Linked DNA regions of Homo sapiens: region 2 is linked to region 1. A link is an interaction called in ENCODE POLR2A ChIA-PET data of the cell type or tissue named here. Cell type or tissue: Panc1. All regions are shown on one strand. Links, peaks and the distances in the headings refer to the core of each region. The heading gives the core; the rest is flanking DNA.

The links. Peaks named below come from ENCODE experiments on the same cell type or tissue, not always from the same donor. Only the 100,000 strongest peaks of a DNase experiment are listed, where the experiment ranks them.
Region 2: POLR2A ChIA-PET joins it to region 1 with 5 read pairs; 1 of 35 experiments calls an interaction of 5 or more read pairs at or near these places.

Annotation. Positions count from the first base shown.
Region 1 is chr7:11,901,253-11,911,411 of GRCh38, forward strand. All of the region lies in intron 1 of LOC124901589 (a long non-coding RNA gene), which reads right to left. Among named protein-coding and RNA genes, the nearest start is that of THSD7A, 74 kb to the left of the region's middle. In Panc1, for the core only: no CTCF peak of the experiment used is centred there; no DNase peak of the experiment used is centred there; H3K27ac peaks cover 463 bases.
Region 2 is chr7:12,540,185-12,550,343 of GRCh38, forward strand. It overlaps C7orf78 (chromosome 7 open reading frame 78), which reads left to right. Exons shown (of 6, transcript NM_001386514.1): 6 at 736-1,086. The coding sequence ends at 739. Among named protein-coding and RNA genes, the nearest start is that of SCIN, 25 kb to the right of the region's middle. In Panc1, for the core only: no CTCF peak of the experiment used is centred there; a DNase peak (open chromatin) is centred at 4,614; H3K27ac peaks cover 2,180 bases.

The sequences.
Region 1 (10,159 bases), core at 1,506-6,505:
ACGTTAAATGCATGGAAAACAAGCAGTTCTAAGAGAAAAGTTTATAGAAACAGACTTCTTGAAATGATATCTCTGATATCTTTTGAAGCTAACACTTTCAAGGAATATTAGTTTCAATATGCACATTAAGCCAGCTTTTGTTACAGCTAAAAGTTTGTTCAATTTAAGTGAGTTTTCAGAATTCTGTAAACCTCATTTCCAAGAGCCTACATCAAAAAAATACAAAGATCTCACATAAGCAGCCTAACATTATACCTCAAAGGACTAGATAAACAGGAACAATCAAAACCTGAATAATTAGAAAAAAAGAAATAATAAACATCAAAGCAAAAATAAACAAAATAGAGACAAAATATAAAAAAATCAACAAAACAATGAGCTATTGTTTTTTCGAAAAGATAAAGAATGCTGACAAACCTTTAGCTAGACCAAGAAAAAAAGAGAGAACAAACAAGTAAATAAAATCAGAGATATAAAAGGAGACACTGCAATGGATACTACAGAAATACAAAGGATAATAAGTGACTACCACAAACAAGTATATCCCAACAAATCAGAAAACCTAGAAGAGATGGATAAATTCCTGGACACAAAAACTTACCAAGATTGAATCATGAAGAAATAAAAAACTTGAGAAGGCCAATGAGTAATGAGAATGAAGAAATAATAAAAAGTGTCTCATCAAAGAAAGCCCAAGACTTGACGGCTTCACTGCTGAATTCTACTAGCCATTTAAAGAAGAATAGCACTTCTACTCAAACTATTTCAAAAAATTGAAAGGAGGGAATACTTCTAAACTTATTCTACAAAGCCAATATTACTCTGATACCAAAACCAGACAAAGATACAACAAAAAAGGAAACTAATGTCCAGTATTCATGATGAACATAGATGAAAAAATCCTCAACAAAATACTAGCAAACTCAATTCAACAGCACATTAAAAATAATCACTCACTGTGATCAAGTGGGATTCATCTCAGAGATGCAGAAAATATTCAACATATGCAAATTAATAAACACAATCACATTACCAAAATCAAGGACAAAAACTACATGATCATTTTAATAGATGCTGGGAGAGCATTTGATAAAATTAAATATACCTTCATGAAAACACTGTCAACGAATTGAGTATAGAAGGAACATACCTCAACATAATAAAGGCCCTATATGAGAAACCCACAGCTAAATCAAATTGAATAGAGAAAAGTTAAAAGCTTTTCCTCTAATATCTAGAACAAAACAAGAATGTCCACTCGTCCCATGTTTATACAACATAACACTGGAAGTTCTAGCAAGAACAATTAAGCAGGAGAAATAAATAAAAGGCATTCAAATTGAATGGAGGAGGTTAAATTGTTCCTGTGTGCAGATAACATTTTCACATATATTAATGTATAGAAAACCCTAAACACTCCACCAAAAAAAATTATTAGAAACAACACAAATTTCTATTCAAAATCAACATAGAAAAATCAGTAGCACTTGAATTTGTCAACAGTAAACTATCTGAAAAAGAAATCCAAAAAGCAATTTTATTTACAATAGCTACAAAAAATACCTAGGAATAAACTTAACTAAGGAGGTGAAAGAGCTCTACAATGAAAACAATAAAACATCGATGAAAGAAATGGAAAAGAACAAAAAAAAAAGGAAGATATCCTATGTTCATGGATTGGAAGAATTAATATTGTCAAAATATTCATATTACAAAAACAGTCTATAGATTCAATGCAATGTTTATCAAAATGCCAATGACATTCTTCACAGAAATAGAAAAAATATTTCAAAATTTATCTAGAAATGCAAAAGACTCCAGCGAGCCAAAGCAATGTTGAACAAAGAGAGCAAAGCCGAAGACATTACATTACCTAACTCCAAAATATACAGAAAAGCTATAGTAAGTAACACAACATAGTACTGGCATAAAAAGAGACATATAGACTAACAGAACAAAAAAGAAAACCCAGAAATCATCCATTTACAGGAAACTGATTTTCAGCAAAGGTGCCAAGGATCCACATTGAGGGAATGGCAGTCTTTTCAATAAATAGTACTGGGAAAACTGAGTATTGACTTATAGAAAAAATAAAACTATATAACTATCTCTCACCCTATGCAAAAATCAACCCTAAATGGATTAAAGACTTCAATGTAAGACCAGAAACTATGAAACTAGTAAAAGAAAACATAAGGAAATTGCTTCATGAAATTGGACAGCAACAATATTTTGAGTAAGGCCTTGAAAGCACAGGCAACAAAATAAAAAATATACAGATGGGATTACACAAAACTAAAATCTTCTGCACAGCAAAGAAAAAAATCAATAGAGTGAAGAGACAACCTACAGAATGGGGGGAAGTATTTGCAAATTATGCATCCAACAAACAATTAATATCCAGAATATGTAAGGAACCCTTAGCAGCGAAAGAAATTCTAATTTTAAACTGGGCAAAAGAACTGAATAGACATTTCTCAAATGAAAGCATGCAAATGGCCAAAAGTTACGTGAAAAAAAATTACACATCACTAATCATTAGGGAAATGGAAATCAAAGCCAAAATGTTGTATAACCTCACCCCAGTTAGAATGATTATCATAAAAAAATAAACAAACAAAACAAAACAAAAAATTACAAAAGCTGGCAAAGATGTGGAGAAAGGGGAACTCTTATGCACTGTTGCTGGGATAGAAATCAGTGCCACCATTATGTGAAACAGTATAGAATTTCCTCATAAAGCTAAAAATGGAACTACCATATAACTCAGCAATCCCATTACTGGGTATATATCCAAAGGAATTGAAATCAGTGTTTCAAATTGATATCTGCACTCCAATGTTTATTGGAGCACTATACACAATAGACAATAAAAATATCAACCTAAATGCCCATCTACTAATGACTGAATGAGGAAAATATAATATACATACACAGTGAAATACTATTCAGTCATAAAACAGAATAAAATCATGTCACTGCAGGCAACATGAATGAACTTGGAGGACATTATGTTAAGTGGAATAAGTCAGACACAGAAAGACAAACACTGCATGATCTCATGCATTTGTGGAATCTAAAAAAGTTGATTTCATAAAAGAGTATTATATTGATTACCAGAGAATTGGGAGGGAGGATTGAGAGAGGATGGTCAATAGATTCAAAGTTACAGCTTGACAGGAAGAATAAGTTCTAGTGTTCTATTATACAGTAAGATGACTATAGCACATGATAATGTAGCGTATATTTGAACATAGCTAGAGGAGAAGGTTTTGATTATCACCACAAAGAAATTATAAATATTTAAAGTAATGAATATAGTAATTAGTCTTATTTGATCATTATACATTGAAACATCATATTGTACCCAACCAATATGTGCAATGATTATGTCACTTACAAATAAAAATTGATTAAAAAAGAAAATAATGCAAATTAAAACTACAAAATAATTTTACATAAAATAATTAGGACTAATAAGGCCCATGTTTCAAAGATTTCATATTTAGATTATAATCCTTTTCCAAATGTAGGGTGTCATTTAAGTTAATCAAATTCTTTCACCAAAAACTTTGCAAACTATCTGTTCTGAAAGACCAGTCTTTTACTTGTCTATCCATTATAGGCCTATAAAAAGTTGATTTCATAGAAGAGTATTATATTGATTACCAGCGAATTGGGAGGGGTAGCAGTGAGGGAGGATGATGAGAGTGAGAGAGAGAAAGAGAGAGAGAGATTGCATCAGCTTGGTTTTAAATAGGAATGCAAATACAGTGATTAAAAATGATCATATGAAACCAAATTCAATGACTAGAACTTTCCTATAAACTATAAGATAGATATGATAAGCCTAGACAAAGATAATAACATTATAAATCCCTTTTGAACCATGTTTATAATGAGAGGACTAGCAAAGGAATAGGTCTGCATTTGGGCCAATAGTATAATGCAGGTTTGAAACACTGGCAGCTTCTGCCCAAATCACTGTCAGATATTGTTAATTGATTTTGCCATTTTCAAATCACTTAGCTACTAACTAGAGATGTGGTTTCTCAGTCTTTGCCCATACAGCCTTCCAGACGGCCACTTCTAATCTATTGGTATTAACATAAAACCAGTTTGCCAAGGAGAGAAATGAAAAACTATGACAAGAATAAGGAGACTAATCTGACTTCTGCTTTGTTTCTGTCTTTACAATTAAATATGTGAACATGAAAGCATATAACATTCTTGTTTAAGTGAAAAGATATACTGGACTAACTAAACTAATATGGATGAACACATAGTTTCTAGCCATATAAGTAATATAAGGGGACACTGTGATCATATAGAAGTGTGATTATAGAAATACAAGACCAACTTTAGACGGGAACAGTCAGGGAAGGTTAAACATAGCATAAACCTGGAAGCACTACTTAAAGAAATTGAAAAGAGCTGGTAAAGAGATTCCAAAGAGCTGGACTCCATGTATGTCACAATGCAGTTAAAACCATGTGAAAAAAGAAAAACTTTATTACAGATTTTTGAATTAGCCAGTATGTGCCAAAAGATTTTAAAAGAGAAATCCTTGGGACAAAAGGCAAAAATGTGGTTTATGGCCAGGTTCTGAGCAGCATATCTTCATTGTTTCCTAATTCCTTTTGGGCCCAAATCCTACAATGAACTAATTTTACTCATATCTTTCCTCCTTTTTACAAATCTTTTCCTCACTGCCATGATGAAGCTTAATGATTTTTTTTTTCAATTGTGAAATGTCAAAGCTATGGGAAGGTAGCATGCCAATTTGCTTTGTGTTTAATTTTCTCTTCAATTTTCTTAGATGGAAGTTATATTACAAATTCTCTCTAAATTGATCTGTAGATTCAACAAAAAATGCAATAGGCTTTTTTGAAAAAGAAATAGAGCAGCTAATTCTAAAATATATACGGAAATATAAAGAATCTAAAAGAGATAAACCAATTCTTACAAAAGAAAAAGACTAAGAGATGTTATTCTTTTCATTTCAAGAATTATTATATATTTACAGTAGTCTACATTGTCTGGTATTGGCCAAAAATAAAGAGTTTAATGGAATGAAGTAGAGTCCAGAAATACAGCCACATACACATCACCATTTTATTTTCAACATAGGTACAAAGCAATTCGATGATGAAATGCTAGCCCTTCAATGCACTGGAACAATTGGTTGACCTATAAGGAAAAACAATAAAAATAAATACTGACTCTTCCTTTAATTGCACCAGTTACAAAATTAACTCAAAGTTTATCATAGACTTTTTAATGACCATAACACTTTTTTAAAGTAGTTACTTTTTAGAATGTTTTGCAACTTAGAGTGTCTCATGTTTTCTCACGAATAGACTCAGGCTATGCATTGTTAAGAAGGATCATGCAAAGGTGATGTCTTCTCACATCACATCAGGAAATATATGAGGTTGATACTTGCTTAAACTGTTACATGCCTCGATTGTCCACTCTATAGTTATTATTTTTTCCTACTTAATTGTTAAATAATTTTGGGGGAGGGAAGGACACTTAGAAACTATGTGCATATTTTGTACCTATTTAAATTTATATCCACTAGTTTTAGCATGCATCAGATGTTGCCTGTGGTAATTATTAATGTAATGTTCTAATTGTGTGATTCTGTTTCCCTCTTCCCAATTCCCTGACAATACCATGGCAGAGCTAGAAAGAGGTACCTTATTACTTCCTGAGGAAGATGAAAGTCTAAAGTTTTTAAGTGGTCCCCAGTGACACTATGGGGTCTTAGTTACTGAATGGTAAAGATGAAAGTCCAAACTTCTTATTTAACATTGTGTGATACCAAGGCAGTCAGAATTGGAGGCACCTTGTTACAACTTGATGAGAGTGTAATCTATGAACTCTACTCAACTTTACTGGCATGGATCAGGGAGGGGACCAAAGTTAATTTTCTGTGGCATTTGGCTTGTGTAGAGAAGTTGTCTAAAAGTTCTCTATTTGGTGAGGCTGTCTCTTTTCTGATCCTTTGGCTAGAGAGGGCTTTTCTTCTTTTGTCTGTGCCCATTGGTATTTCTAGGTTTCCAACTTCTGGTCCTATTTTAGAATATGTAAGGCAAAATGAAAACCCAAGAAATTCACCACCACATAATTTCTTGGGTCAGAGGTACCCTAGTGTGTCTGTGTTCTCTCCACCATTTACAGTTATTTTATATTTGCATTATACATAATGTCCAGAGTTTTTAGTTATACTTCATAAGAAGAATAGGGACATTTATGAGTACTTCACCTTTCTGAAATATAAATTCTCTTTTACCTCTTTTTGTTTGGTTGTTTTCTTATTGTTGAGTTTAGGAACTTCTTCATATGTCTGGACACAAATTTATTTGGTCAGAAATGTGATTTGCAAATATTTTCTTACAGTCTATGGCATATATTTTAATCTTCTGACAGCATCTTTCACAGAGCAAAAGGTTTAAAGTTTGATTAAGTCCAATTTACCAATGTTTTATTTTATAGATTATGCTTTCGTATCTAAAAACCTTTTGCCTAGCAAATAATTGTGTACATTTTCTCCCACGATTTTTTCTCAGAGTTTTATAATTTTTGCATTTTACGTTAAACTCTATTATTTATTTTTTGTTAATTATATATTAGCTTTCAGTATAAGTCATGAATTTCTTGCTCATTGTGTATATAAATGTTCAGTAGCTCTAACATCATTTGTTGACAGGCTTTTATCCATTGAATTGCCTCTGCACCTCTGTCAAAATCAGTTAACTGTATTTATGTGGGTTTATTTCTGAGCTCTCTATTTTGTTCAATTAATGTGTATGTAATCATTACTTACACTGGATTGCCTTGATTACTGTAGTTTTATATTAAATTTTGATATTGGGTAGTGAGTAGTCAAACTTTGTTTTTCTTCAAAATTAATTTTGAAACTCTAGTTCTTTCATCTTTGCACATAAACTTTAGAATAAGCTTACTGACATCTATAAGAAAAAAATTAAGGCTTAAGGCAGGAGGATCACCCGAACCCTGGAAGTCGGGTCTGCAGTGAATTATGTTTGGGTCATGCACTCCAGCCTGGGCAATAGAGCCAGACTCTGTCTCAAAAAAGAAAAAGAAGAAAAAAGTCTGCTGGGGTTTTGATTTGAATTGCATTGAAACTATTTTCAAAGACTTTATTCTTACTTAGAAATCATCGTATCTTCCAATCCATGAGCACTCCATGTATTACCATTTATGTAGATCTTTGATTTTTATAATCAATGATTTGTAGATTTTGGCATATACATTCTGCATGTATTTTGTTAATTTATAAGTACTTTACTTTTTTGACATTATAATTTTTGTCTAAATTTAGAAAGCTTTAATAAGCTTTCTTTGTCACTCCAATCTCCTATAGAGATAACTTGTGCCTAGAGTGGGAATGGCTACCAGAGCAAACATTAGCAATTTTGAATTTTGGTCTTCTCTTTGCCCTGTGCTTAGAGAGGGTCTATATGTTTGCTCTAGTTCTGTCATCCTCTAGCAGTATTCTGAATATGTTAGGTTGGCAGTGGGGAGTGATGTGCCTTGAGAGAAGGGGGACATATTAGTCCCTGTTCTTCTGATTAAGCCTCATCTTAGATATGCAGCATGTCTCTGGGGTATATCTTTTATAAGTTATCTTGCTCCTCACCCTAGTTTTGGGTTCACTAGGTAGTCCTTCCTCTCCAAAAGTTAATTTTTTTCTTCTACTTCCTTCTCTGAGTGGCAACTGATGTTCTAATGGCAGCAGCACTTGTTCTTAAACCACAGATTAAAACTTTCATTCTGAAGGGGAGAAGGCTCCAGGAGATTCTTGCATCTAACTGCACAGCTGTTGCTTTTCCTTAAGGTTAGATCACAGTCAATATTTCTTAGAGTTCTTTCCAATTTTTCTGAGTATCCAGTGAAGTTTTCAAGTAAAAGCCTACAAGACGGGACAGATTTACCCAATTTCTAAAGCCCCCATGAGTTTCCTATTGCCCCACCAACCCTTGCTACATCTATACCATTTGAATGTTTTGGGAGGCATTTTAAACTATTCTTACTCTTCTTACTGTAATTCAACTGCTTCTACTGCAGGCAAACAAGTTCTCAACTCCTTTCTCCCTGCAGGCTTCATTATTCATTAGATTTGGGGCTCGTTGTTTGTAATTGCAAGCTTAGTAAACCAATGGGTTAAAAAAAATCATGAATTTGAAGTTAGCCTGGCTAAACATTTGTAATGGCACAGGTTATGTGCCACTTTGGATTATGGGATGTCCAAACAGTTGGTCAAACAGTCTTAGTATGTCTGTGAGGGTGATTCTGGATAAGAGTACCATTGAATGGATGGATTCAGTAGAGTAGACTGCCCGCCTTAATAGGGGTGGGCCCTATCCAATCAGTCAAAGGCCTGAGTAGAACAAAATGGCTGGCTCTCCCAGGAGTAAGAGTGAACTCCTCATGTCTGATAATTTAAAGCTGGGACATCTTTTCTTTCCTACCTTTGTATTTGAATTCAAACATTGGCTCCTCCTGGATCTTCAGTATGCAGGTATTCAAACTGGAACTATACCATTGGCTTTTCCTGGGTCTTCAGCTTTTGAACTACAGATCTTGGGACATGTCAGAGTCCATAATTGTATAAGACATTCCTTAAAATAAATCTCTTAAGATATAGATATAGGTATGTAAATATATAGATATATAGATATTGATTCTATTACCCTGACTAATAGTAAGACAACCTTCCATAAGTTGTCTTCCTCTTTTTGATTATTCTACTCATGTAAACCCATATGGATGCTTCAATACAAAAGCAATTTGTCCTAGTTACAAGATACAACCAGAAATCTGCTCTTCCAGCCAAGAAGCCTCATTCTTTTGTGCAGTTAATTCCACAGAGTGTTTGTATCAAAATCCTCACTTATGCCCATCAATTCCCATGTAATATTTATTGAACTAGGCAAGAATGGCTAAAATGTCTGGTGAATTAGTAGCCTAGAAAAGCCTTGTTAAATCTGCTGCAAAGGTGCTTCCTGAAAAGAAGCCAAGAAGTTTTCAAAGGCAACAAATATGTCTAATCAAGAGCTCCAATTACCTTTTTCTACATAATTCCAGTCTATTCAAACATATTAGGCTTACACTCACACAGGCTATATCTCAAAGTGCCATGGTGACTTGAACATTACTCATAATGACTGAAGAGACCTAATTCTCAAAGTCTGCACCCTGGCCCTAAGATTAGAGGAAAGCCATTTCTCCAAGATTCAGAAAGCCTTCCTCTATTCCTTGCCTCAGGGTAAATAAAGGAATAAGCCTCATTTTCTAACGTAAGCATAATGGAATTGGCTGTCTAACAGATTGTCACCGTACTTACAGCATTATCTTTTGGCTACAAAATGAAGTACAAAATAAAGAATGTTTTGGGGGGCATTTTTTTTTTTCGTCTACACACAGCTGGGCCTTGAAAATCACTAAAATTCTATAGGATTATGGCTTAAACACACAGCAATGAACCACTACTCTCTTTAGACTTGCTTCAGGATGAATCAGCCTTCTTGATAAACTTTAGTGTGTTTTCTTAGTGGGAAAAAGCATAAGCCTGAAGCTTATCGATATGAATGTTTCTTAGGCCAGAAAAATCTGTAAAATTACCAAAATTTATTATGCTTTTCATGTGTGCCCCAATCTTTAATCAAAAGTCCTATTGCCCAAATCCCCTTCTACAGAAGAAAAGTCTAATGCAACAATTTATATTATGCTATGAGTTACTAATAACATCCTAATAGTATCCTTTTGAGCAATATTTACTCCTTCAAAAACAAGGTCAGATGTTATCAAGTTTTAAGGAAGTGAATAAGAATGAGGCATATTTATTGGGAAGAATTTTTTTTAGTAGGTGAGATTTCTTGGCCCCCTTTAAAACATGCTGTCAAGAAAACTGCTCGCTGTGCACCTCTTTAATATCAGCCTTGCCTTGGTTAAATTCAATCCCACTTCAGGTAAATTCCCAATTTTTATAGCTTCAAATGAATTTTGCAAGAAAACCGGGTACTTAGCTTTTGCTGTGGAACTTCAGAAAATCAGTTTAGAATGACTGACCTCTGTAGAATTTTATCTACTACCAATTTTATCTCCGTGGAATATTATCTACCAAGGA
Region 2 (10,159 bases), core at 2,596-7,595, 640 kb after region 1:
TCCTCCATTTCAAGGCAACAGGAAACACATCCCATTTCCACATCCTTTAAAAACTTATAGCCCTTCTCTAAAGGAGCTCCTGTCTCCCCTCACCTAAGTGGGAAGCCTCATTGTAACACTTCCCTGCACTATTCTACCCTACTGGTGCTAATACAGAAGGAAAAGTTGAATTGTGTAAGACAGGATGTATTTAGAAGTCCTTAATTTTTGCAGCTTTTAATTGGCATTTATACATCAAACTCAGTAATGTGCAATCATTTTCATAGGCATAACCTCACTCAATTGTCTTCAGACTATGCAGTGTTTAGTCAGGTATTATAATTATTATTATTGTTGTTATAATTTTATAAGCTGGGAAACTAAAGTCTTCACTGGGAATTTAATGTTAACATCACTTATTCAAGATGGCACTCCAAAACACCTTGTACTGTTGCCCTCAGTTGCATGTGCATGCTTTCTGGTAAGTACGAAAAATAAATTTGACCGTTTGGCCAACAGAGTATAGTTCTACTTCCACATCATAGTTGTAGTCATGTTCAACCATTCTTTTTTGTTATCATGCCTTTATAAGCTTGGTTTTAGTTATTTCTGTAGTGAATAAGAGGATTAAGCAAATGACATCTAGCATTTGCAGCCAAGTTTCTTGTCCCAGGAGTGACCTTTCAGGTAAGTCTCACCCTTTATAGAAACTGATTCAGTGAATTCTGTTCACACATTTCTCTTTTGTTCATTTAGATAGCTGATGGACCAAAACAGCATAGGGCTTCCTGAACTCTGGCCTGAATGTTCATCTCCCGTGCATTTCCCAGTGAGAACATTGATGAATTCTGGCACCTTCCTGGATTCTACAGAAATCTGCACTCTCCCAGAGGCATGAGAAAGTGCTAAAACAACAAATGAAAGTTGCATAATTTGAAATTCCCTTGTTACCACAGGGATCAGAATCCAATCATAAGGCTTTTGATTTAGTTTGTGAAAGTTAGATCTTGCAACTATGAGTGGAAATGCTGATAATGTGCTTTCTGTTAATGTCCAAAGTTAAAGATGCTCTAGTCTCAGGTAAAGCTAATGTGAGACAAACAACAATAATGCTTACTAATTTTGACCACCATGTTTCTCTAAGGCCAAAGATTGCAAATTTTATCTGTTTGCCTCCTTCATAGAAATAAGAATTCTCTGGATATAGCATATATTCTACTAAAGGATGACTGTTATGCTGTGTGGGAAAGTAGTAGTTAAAAATCAAATATTTTTACTTTAAAAAATAGAGAACAAGGTAGCAACCAGAATTGAAGTCACTGAAATATAAATGGGGCACTTTCCCAGAGGATGTCATCCAAAGACAAAAAAATAGGAAAGTTTAATTCATGACACAGTGAAGTTCTTCTACGGTTTAAATTGTTCCTAGAAATAGATTTTATTTTCAGGAATCATAGGATACCAGATGGTTAGTGATAGTGTTTATTTCTGAAAAAAAAAAGAAGAAAAAGAAAAGAAAAGAAAAAGAGTATATGTATGAGCTTTGTGTTCACATATACAAGGTGGCATAGGTTGAAATAATCAACATTTATTTAGTATGTTTATGGCATATTGAAATCAATATTTGAATCTTCATTTTTCAGTTTTTTCTAATACACTTTAAGAAGCTTCTCTGAGACACTCAAGTATATCAAAAGAGAGAAGATCTCCAAGTAACAGAAATAATAAATGTCCTTCTTAAAGAACACCAGGCTTGGAGAATTTATAGTTCCAACTAGAAGGAAAGGTCTGTCTTTTAACATGTTAAAATAATTTTCTAAATTTTTGTTTAAATATTTTGAGGGAAAGAAAACAAATGACTTGAAACTTCTTTGCTTCTGATCAAGATTTGATGATTATAATTGAAAATTAATAAAAGGGGAGGGTAGGATTTAATGCTATTGCCAGTTTTATCAAATGGATTATCCTATCACCTTTCCAATTTCACTATGAAAACTACTGAAATAAAGGCAAGTACGTATTTAATAGCATTGTTGACATAAGCAACATTAAGTGGAAAGATGAGGCAATGAAATTAAATCATTTCCCAAAGGATATTTTGCATAATTTAAGTTCCCTGGAATTTTAATGTGTAATTCTTGAAAAGAAATGTGCTCTTTAGAAAAAGAAATGCAGCAAATACTGGATTAAATAAATCAGATACCTGAATTTACTCAGGTTATGCGAGTAGAAAGGCTGAAATGCCCCAGGACTTAGTCCTAGGCCTGATCTCTTTCTTATCTATATACACTCTCTTGGTAATCTCATCGTTTTATTTTTTTTTTTTTTCTTTTAGAGACAGAGTCTCTCTTTCTTGCCCAGGCTGGAGTGCAGTGACACAGTCATGGCCCACTGTAAACTCCTGCAGTGACACAGTCATGGCCCACTGTAAACTCCTGGCTTTGATTCTCCCACCTCAGCCTCCTCCTAATGTCATTCATTCTTATTGGTTTAAATGTCACCAATAACACGTTCACACCCAAGACTTCCTAATATATATACCCAGCACTGAAATATCTTCTGAACGCCAGACTCTTAGACGCTCACCTAGGACAACTTCCTTGACATCTCCCCGTGATCTCTTTTTAGACATTCTCTCAAACTCACCAGATCCAAAATTTAACCCTGATATTATTTGCCAATTCCTGCACAGTCTTGTTTATCTCAGTTAATAGCAATTCCATTCTTGTACTTGCTAAGGCAAAAAATAAAAATAAAATGGAGACACCCTTTTTTTCATTTTTTATCTTACAGCCTATAAGCTGTTATATCATGAGCCCAACAAGTTTCTGCTGCCTCCAGTAAATACACCAGTCCAAACCCTATCATCTCTTGCTTTAATTATTACAATAGTCTCCAATCTACATGTCCACTGGAGGTAACACCCACCTCAGTCTATCCTCAACACAACAGCAGACTTGTCTGTCTGACTTTTTTTAATGCAATTTTTATCATATTACTCTTCTGCTTAGAACCCTCCAATGTCTTTACATCTTAAGCCAAAGTTCTTCTAATGCCCTTCATTATGTAGTCCTGGTTATTTCTTTGTGTTCATCTCCAACTACCCTTTTCCAATTACTGGGCCTCTCCAAATAATAGAGAAACCTCATGAAGGAAGGGATTTTGTCATGTGTTTGCTGTTGTGTCCCAGTGCCAAGGAGAGTAGCTGATGTACAGTAGATGCTTATAAATAGTTTTCAATGAATGACTTCACTCCAATAGTCTGAGAGCTGTATAAAATATAGATAACTTAGTTATTGATTCCCACTCTGGGGAGCCCACAAAAATCAAAGTCATCCACTAGCAGTTGAAGAGAACCAAGTTTGATTTCTAGGTAAGCACTAACTTTTATTTATAAATTAACACCTCTGTGGAGTCATATGTACTTCCACTGTTTTGCATCTGTCAGGAATGTTAAAATTTTAAGATTCTTGTTCATTGAACTTAAAGTAGAATTACGACCACATGAGGTAGAAATACCACCACATGAGGTAAAAAATGAAACTTTTAAGGAAATGCTTGCGCTTAAATTATTGGTAAGTCTATGTCTTTTCATCAGAGCCAGACAAATACCGGCTTAACTTTAAGGCTTGCTGAGAACATTAATGATTAGCTGCTCAAAGCAGCATGAAATAAATAGCCTACATTAACATAAAACTATGATATCTATGCTCACATCCTTGCAAACAACAGATAACAGCAATCTATAAACTTCCGGTTATATTTATCTTTGTGTAGTTTGTGAATTCTGGATTACAAAGTGACTTTCAGAACAATACTAGATTATGTCATAGCTGGATTTAGGAAAATTATCATGCTGTTAGTTAACAGAAGAAGGGCAGTAAAAGCCAAGCTAATTTAACGTTATTATATATTTGTAATATAATAAGGACTTACCTGCATCAAAGTATATAATTTTCGGAAAGTCAGACAATAACTTTCATGTATATTATTAGTTGAAAATGAAATATTTTAAGCCTTCTAAAATATCTATTAAGCCGGGCACGGTGGCTCACGCCTGTCATCCCAGCATTTTGGGAGGCTGAGACAGGCAGATCACTTGAGGTCAGGAATTCAAGAGCAGCCTGGCCGACATGATGAAACCCATCTTTACTTAAAAATACAAAAATCAGCCGGGCGTAGTGGCCTGCACCTCTAATCCCAGCTACTCAGGAGGCTGAGGAGGAGAATTGCTCGAACCTGGGAGATGGAGGTTGTAATGAGCCGAGATCACGCCACTGCACTCCAGCCTGGGCAACAGAGTGAGACTCTGTCTCAAAACAAACAAACAAACAAACAAAAATCTATTAAATCACTAGCCTGAACACATAGCAAAGATTTATAACTCTTCAATGAGGGAATCAAGAAAATAAGAAAGGTGGATAAAAGGCCATTTTGAAGTTCTGGATATTTGTACACATGTTTAAAAAATGTTTTTATGGGCTTCCTAGGTTATTTACAAAGCTGCTTATCTTTCAGGACAATAAAATCATAAGCGATGGAATTATCCTCTCTACCAGAGAGAAATCATTTGCATTCCTACTGGAATGAAATCTACCACGTAACATGTAATTTTAGAGAGTCAGGACCTTAGTTAATGGTAAACAGTGAGTCATACAGAGCTGCATTCCTTTAAACCACCACCATCAAATGGAAGTATAATTTAAGCCACTATGTGATTTGAAATTCTCTAGCAGGTACGTTAAAAAAAAAAAAAGTGAAAACAATTTTAACAAAAAAATTATGTAACTCAATATATCAAGAATATTCTCAGCCAGGCGCAGTGGTGCACGCCTATAATCCCAGCACTTTGGGAGGCTGAGGTGGGTAGATTTTCTACTAAGATTCTTTGTTCATTGCATTAAAAATGGAAATTGTATTTGTACTCCAAAATTTTGCACTTAAACCACATCTCACTTTTGACTAGCCACATTCCAAGTGCTCAATAACCACATATAGTCAATGGCTAAAATATTGGACAGTGTAGCTCTGAATAATTTGATATTAATTGGATGGGCGTATTAACCAATTCCCCAGGTTGATGTTGAAAGGTCATGCTGTACTTCATTGGCCTTATCTCCAAGTTTTTGGTGATTTTAAAAAATCTTTTCAACCACAAATTTTAGTCTTTTTCATTGGATCCCAGGACATTAGATGATAGTAAAAACCTGTGGAATCTTTCTACAGCATTATTTCGTTTAGCAAAATAAATGTGTCTTTCAAAAAGTTATTTTGAAGACATTTTTGTCAATCAGGTATATTATGTTGCTTAAACTTTTAGCTAAAGATTCTTTACATTATAATTGAACTCTTCCAACAATAAACATCATAGCACAGATAATAACTAAGATGAAGATTATTGTGAGACAGCTATTCTTAACTTACATATATTCATCACCTAATTTAATTCTCACAAAAACTCTCTAAAATAATGTTACCATTTTAAAGATGAGGAGGCTAAGAGAGTTTACATAACTTGCCCAAGGCCACACAGCTTGTAAAGAAGACCTGGATATAAAATCCAGGCTTATTAACTACAAAGCCTGAGCTAGTAAGCACTATGCTATATGCAGAGATTACTTCAACATAAGCTCTTCCAACCTACATCTATTAGATCACTAAACATTTGCTACACAAATTAATATTTAATTTGTATACAAATTAAATATTAATTTATATAAAATTGCTATACAAATTAATATTAAATTAGGAAGCCGAGGTGGGAGGATCATGAGGTTAGAAGTTCGAGACCAGCCTGACCAGCATGGTGAAACCCTGTCTCTACCAAAAATATAAAAAAATTAGACGGGCATGGTGGCACACGCCTGTAGTCCCAGCTACTTGGGAAGCTGAGGCAGGCGAACTGCTTGAATGTGGCAGGCGGAGGTTGCAGTAAGCCGAGATCACACCACTGCATTCCAGCCTGGGTGACAGAGCAAGACTCTGTCTCAAAAATATATATATATTAATATTAAGGATTCAGGCCAGGTGCAGTGGCTCACACCTATAATCTCAGCACTTCTGGAGGCCAAGGTGAGAGGATCACTTGAGGGTACAGTTCAAGACCACCCTGGGCAACATAGCAAGACTCCTTCTCTACAAAAAACTTTAAAAATTAGCCAGGTGTAGTGGTACACACCTGTAGTCCCAGCTACTGGGGAGGCTGAGGTTGGATAGCTTGAACCCAGGGGTTTCAAGGCTGCAGTGCGTCATGATCGCACCATTGCACTCCATCTTGGGTGACAGAGGGAGATCCCGTCTCTAAAAAAAAATTCGTCATATGAACAAAGGTTTTTCCACTCTTTCTTTACACTAGATAAATGATTTTTCTGTTTTCCAGAATGAATAGCAAGAATTTATTTTAAAATGTTTTATGACTAATTATAAAACCTGTCATCAGTAGTTAAAACATTACTAAGGGAGAGAAGCGCTAATATTAAAATTTTTGTAGTGGAATAAAATTCAGCACTTTTGTTCTCTCAGTACTATTTTGTAGGTTTGACTTGTAAATTGCTCTTATTTGATAGATGGAAAACAGAGGGAACTAATTCTTTTTCTCATTATAAAAAATACAATTCTGAAGGCCTTTTAAATTGAAAAGGAAATAGAAATTGAAATAGAATGGAAGTAGAAAAAGCTCCTTGCTTAATGGTTTTGAAAGGTAAAAGTCTTCTTGAGGAAATGTGGCCAAGGGCAATAAAATGTGGCCTCATAACAATACTTTGACATTTTTTCTCTTTTCCTATTTTTGATTAAACCTGTATAAAATAGGGATTAATATTGTTGCATGAATATGTAGTAGGAATTGCCCGTAGACTTTTCTTTTTCTGGTACTTCCTAAGATAAAAAAACATTTTCAATAGTAATTCAATATATTTAGTGGCTATTAGCCTATTCAAGTTTTTTTTATGTTTTACTAATTTTGTCACTTTACATTTTTAAATCATTTGCCCATTTCATTTGGCTTTCTAATGTATTATCAAATTATTATACTAGTCACAACTTGATGTTTCATTATGTCTTTTATATCTTTTGTTATTTCATCTACTAATACTTCATTCTGTGTTTTGTTTATATATACATTCTTACTAATGATCAATCTGTTCAAATGCATGTCTGGCCCACTAATCTTTTTGAAAAATAACTTTCAGTTGTGGAAATTACCTCTCTGTTTTCCATTTCCTTTTAGTGGCATTATCTTTATTATTCCCTTATTTCATGTTTTGTTCTTTGTCTATGTTGTGGTTCTTTTTCTATCTCCTTTATTTGAAGGTTTAGATAATTAATACTCTTTTTTTCTATCTAAACATTGTTTTCAAACCATATATTTACCTTTAGTTATTGCTATAGTAGCTTTGAATTATCTTCTTGAATGCCAGGTAAACATTCTATAATGGTACATCATACTTTCTTAGATCCACTTGCTGCATTGATCTAGTATTCTTTATTTCTTTCAAATACTTGTCCACTCACAGGGAAAAATTGCTCAATAACTTGAACTTACATAATTTATTCATTTCACCCCAGATTCCTGTTGAAGGAAAATATTCTGGTTTCTTTCCAAAGTGGTGATTTTTTTTTAGCAATTTGACACCATTATTCTCAAAAAGTGAGGAAGAAAACATAATTATTAAGAATTGAGAAAAGTTTTAAAAAGTAAAATCAAGTGAAAGAGATACATCCTCTTCAAAGGGCAAGAGCAAACTGTAAGTTGAACTGCCATCAGTCTTTCCAGGTTTTATTGCTAAACACATAATTTTCAATTACTCTTTTAAGTCATAAAAGTAAATTAAAAAAATAAATATGTTCATTATGATATTAATTTTGGTCAAAAACTGCATATGTATATATAAAACTAAAAAAGATATAGATTAAAATATTTAAAGTGATTATGTCAGAACACAATTTTTCTTTTCTTTTCTTTTTTTTTTTTTTGAGACAGAATCCTGCCCTCTTGCCCAGGCTGGAGTGCAGTGGCGTGATCTTGGCTCACTGCAAGCTCCACTTCCCGAGTTCATGCCATTCTCCTGCCTCAGCCTCCCGAGTAGCTGGGACTACAGGCACCTGCCACCACGCCCAGCTAATTTTTTGTATTTTTAGTAGAGACCGGATTTCACCGTGTTAGCCAGGATGGTCTCCATCTCCTGACCTCATGATCCATGCGCCTCGGCCTTCCAAAGTGCTGGGATTACAGGCGTGAGCCACTGCACCCAGCCCATAATTTTTCTTTACCCTTGTATTTTCTAAATTTTCTTCAACCAATATGGTTACTTCAGCAACTAAAACTGAAACAACAATAAATGCTAATAAATAATGCTAACAAAAATTAAAACAATTCCTCTCAAAAACAAACTTGTGGCCAGGTGTGGTGGCTCAATGTCTATAATCCCAGCACTTTGGAAGGCTGAGGTGGGCAGATCACTTGAGTCCAGAAGTTTGAAACCAGCCTGGGAAACATGGCAAAACCCCGTCTCTACTAAAAATACAAAATTAGCCAGGTGTGGTGATGCATGCCTGTAGTCCCAGGTACTCAGGAGGCGAGTTAGGAGGATCAGCTGAGCCCGGGAAGTCAAGGCCACAGTGGGCTGTGATCACACCACTGCACTCCAGTCTGGGCAAGAGTGAGACCCTGTCTAAAAAGAATAAAAAATAAAACATGAAAACTTGTACCATGGCTTATCCCTTTAGAACTTTTGCCCAAATGTGCCGATATACATACATTTTAAAAATCAAATTTCATATATATTTCCTACCTGAGCCTGGCCTACAAAAATGAGTATCTTCCTGTCTGGTAGCCATTTATTAATGGAATATTAAGCTTTGTTATTTTCAGAAGAGAGTTGAACCAAACCAGAAGTTGCAGAAACTCTCAGAATTTTGAAAAAACAAAACAAAACATTATCTTACAGAAAAGATGCAATAATAATCATTACCATCTGTTTGAAATAATGGTGTGTAAAGGGGTATAATTTTAGGGAAGGCCAAAGATATCTAGAAGGGGAAGCTAAACGTGAAAACAGTACAAGCCAAATTGATTAATGCAGACCCATGCAGCAGGAAATGTCATGGCAAGAGATGATCTGACCAAATGACGTAATTTCAGATGAGCCAGCAAACTTTAACATTCAAATCAAATTGCCTTAAACTCTGGGGTTTTCTTTTGGTGGGAATTAGTCATCTGAATAGTGAAATGGAACCATGGACTAAGGAATTTGTAAGATCCTATTCATTTCTCAATTTCTAGCTCGGATTTTGTACTTATTCTACTATGAAAAAATCAAGCACCCATGTGGATGAAAATAAAACTATATATTTTCAGCCATCATATGCATAAGTATATGTAGATTAAATATCTAAAGGGAAAAAATAAAGCTATAAAAGTATTAGAAGGCACTATGGGAGAATATTTTAAGTTCAGTGTGGAAAGTCCAACTTAAAGAGGAAAAAAGTCCAGATACAACCAACAAATTAGGATAAAATATTTGTAAAACATATATGAGACAAGGAGTTAATATTTCTAACATACACAATGATTAAAGAAATGAAAGACACAATAGACCAACATATAAATACTATGAACATAAAAGTCACAAAATACCTGTAAACAGCCAAAAAGTATAAATATGCTCAACTTCACTATCGGCAAGAAAATGCAAATTAAAGCCAAATGCAATACAATTTGTACCCACTGGATTTTCAATAACTAAACTGTTAGCATTATCTGGCTAAAGTCTGAAAAAATGAAGTCTTACACACAGTTTTTAGGAGTATGAAGTAGTATGATATACTTGGGGAATACTTTGGGAGAATCTATTAAAATTTAAAATATAAATATAATTTGACCCATCACTTTCACTTCCAGGAATCTATTCTTCAGAAAGAATGATACTCATATACTAGGTAATATATAGAAACCTGTAACTTTAAGTATTATTTGCAAAGCAAAAATCCTGGAAAGAAAAACTAAAGGTACACCAGTGTAACAATGGTACATCTATACAATGTGATAGAAGACAGTAATTTTTTTAAATGAGATAAAGCTATATATACTTACTTGAAAATTGGTCCATGACAAGTAAAAAATTTAAGATAAAACCAAAAGGCACACTATTTTGGTGCATATATATGTATGCATACTTAT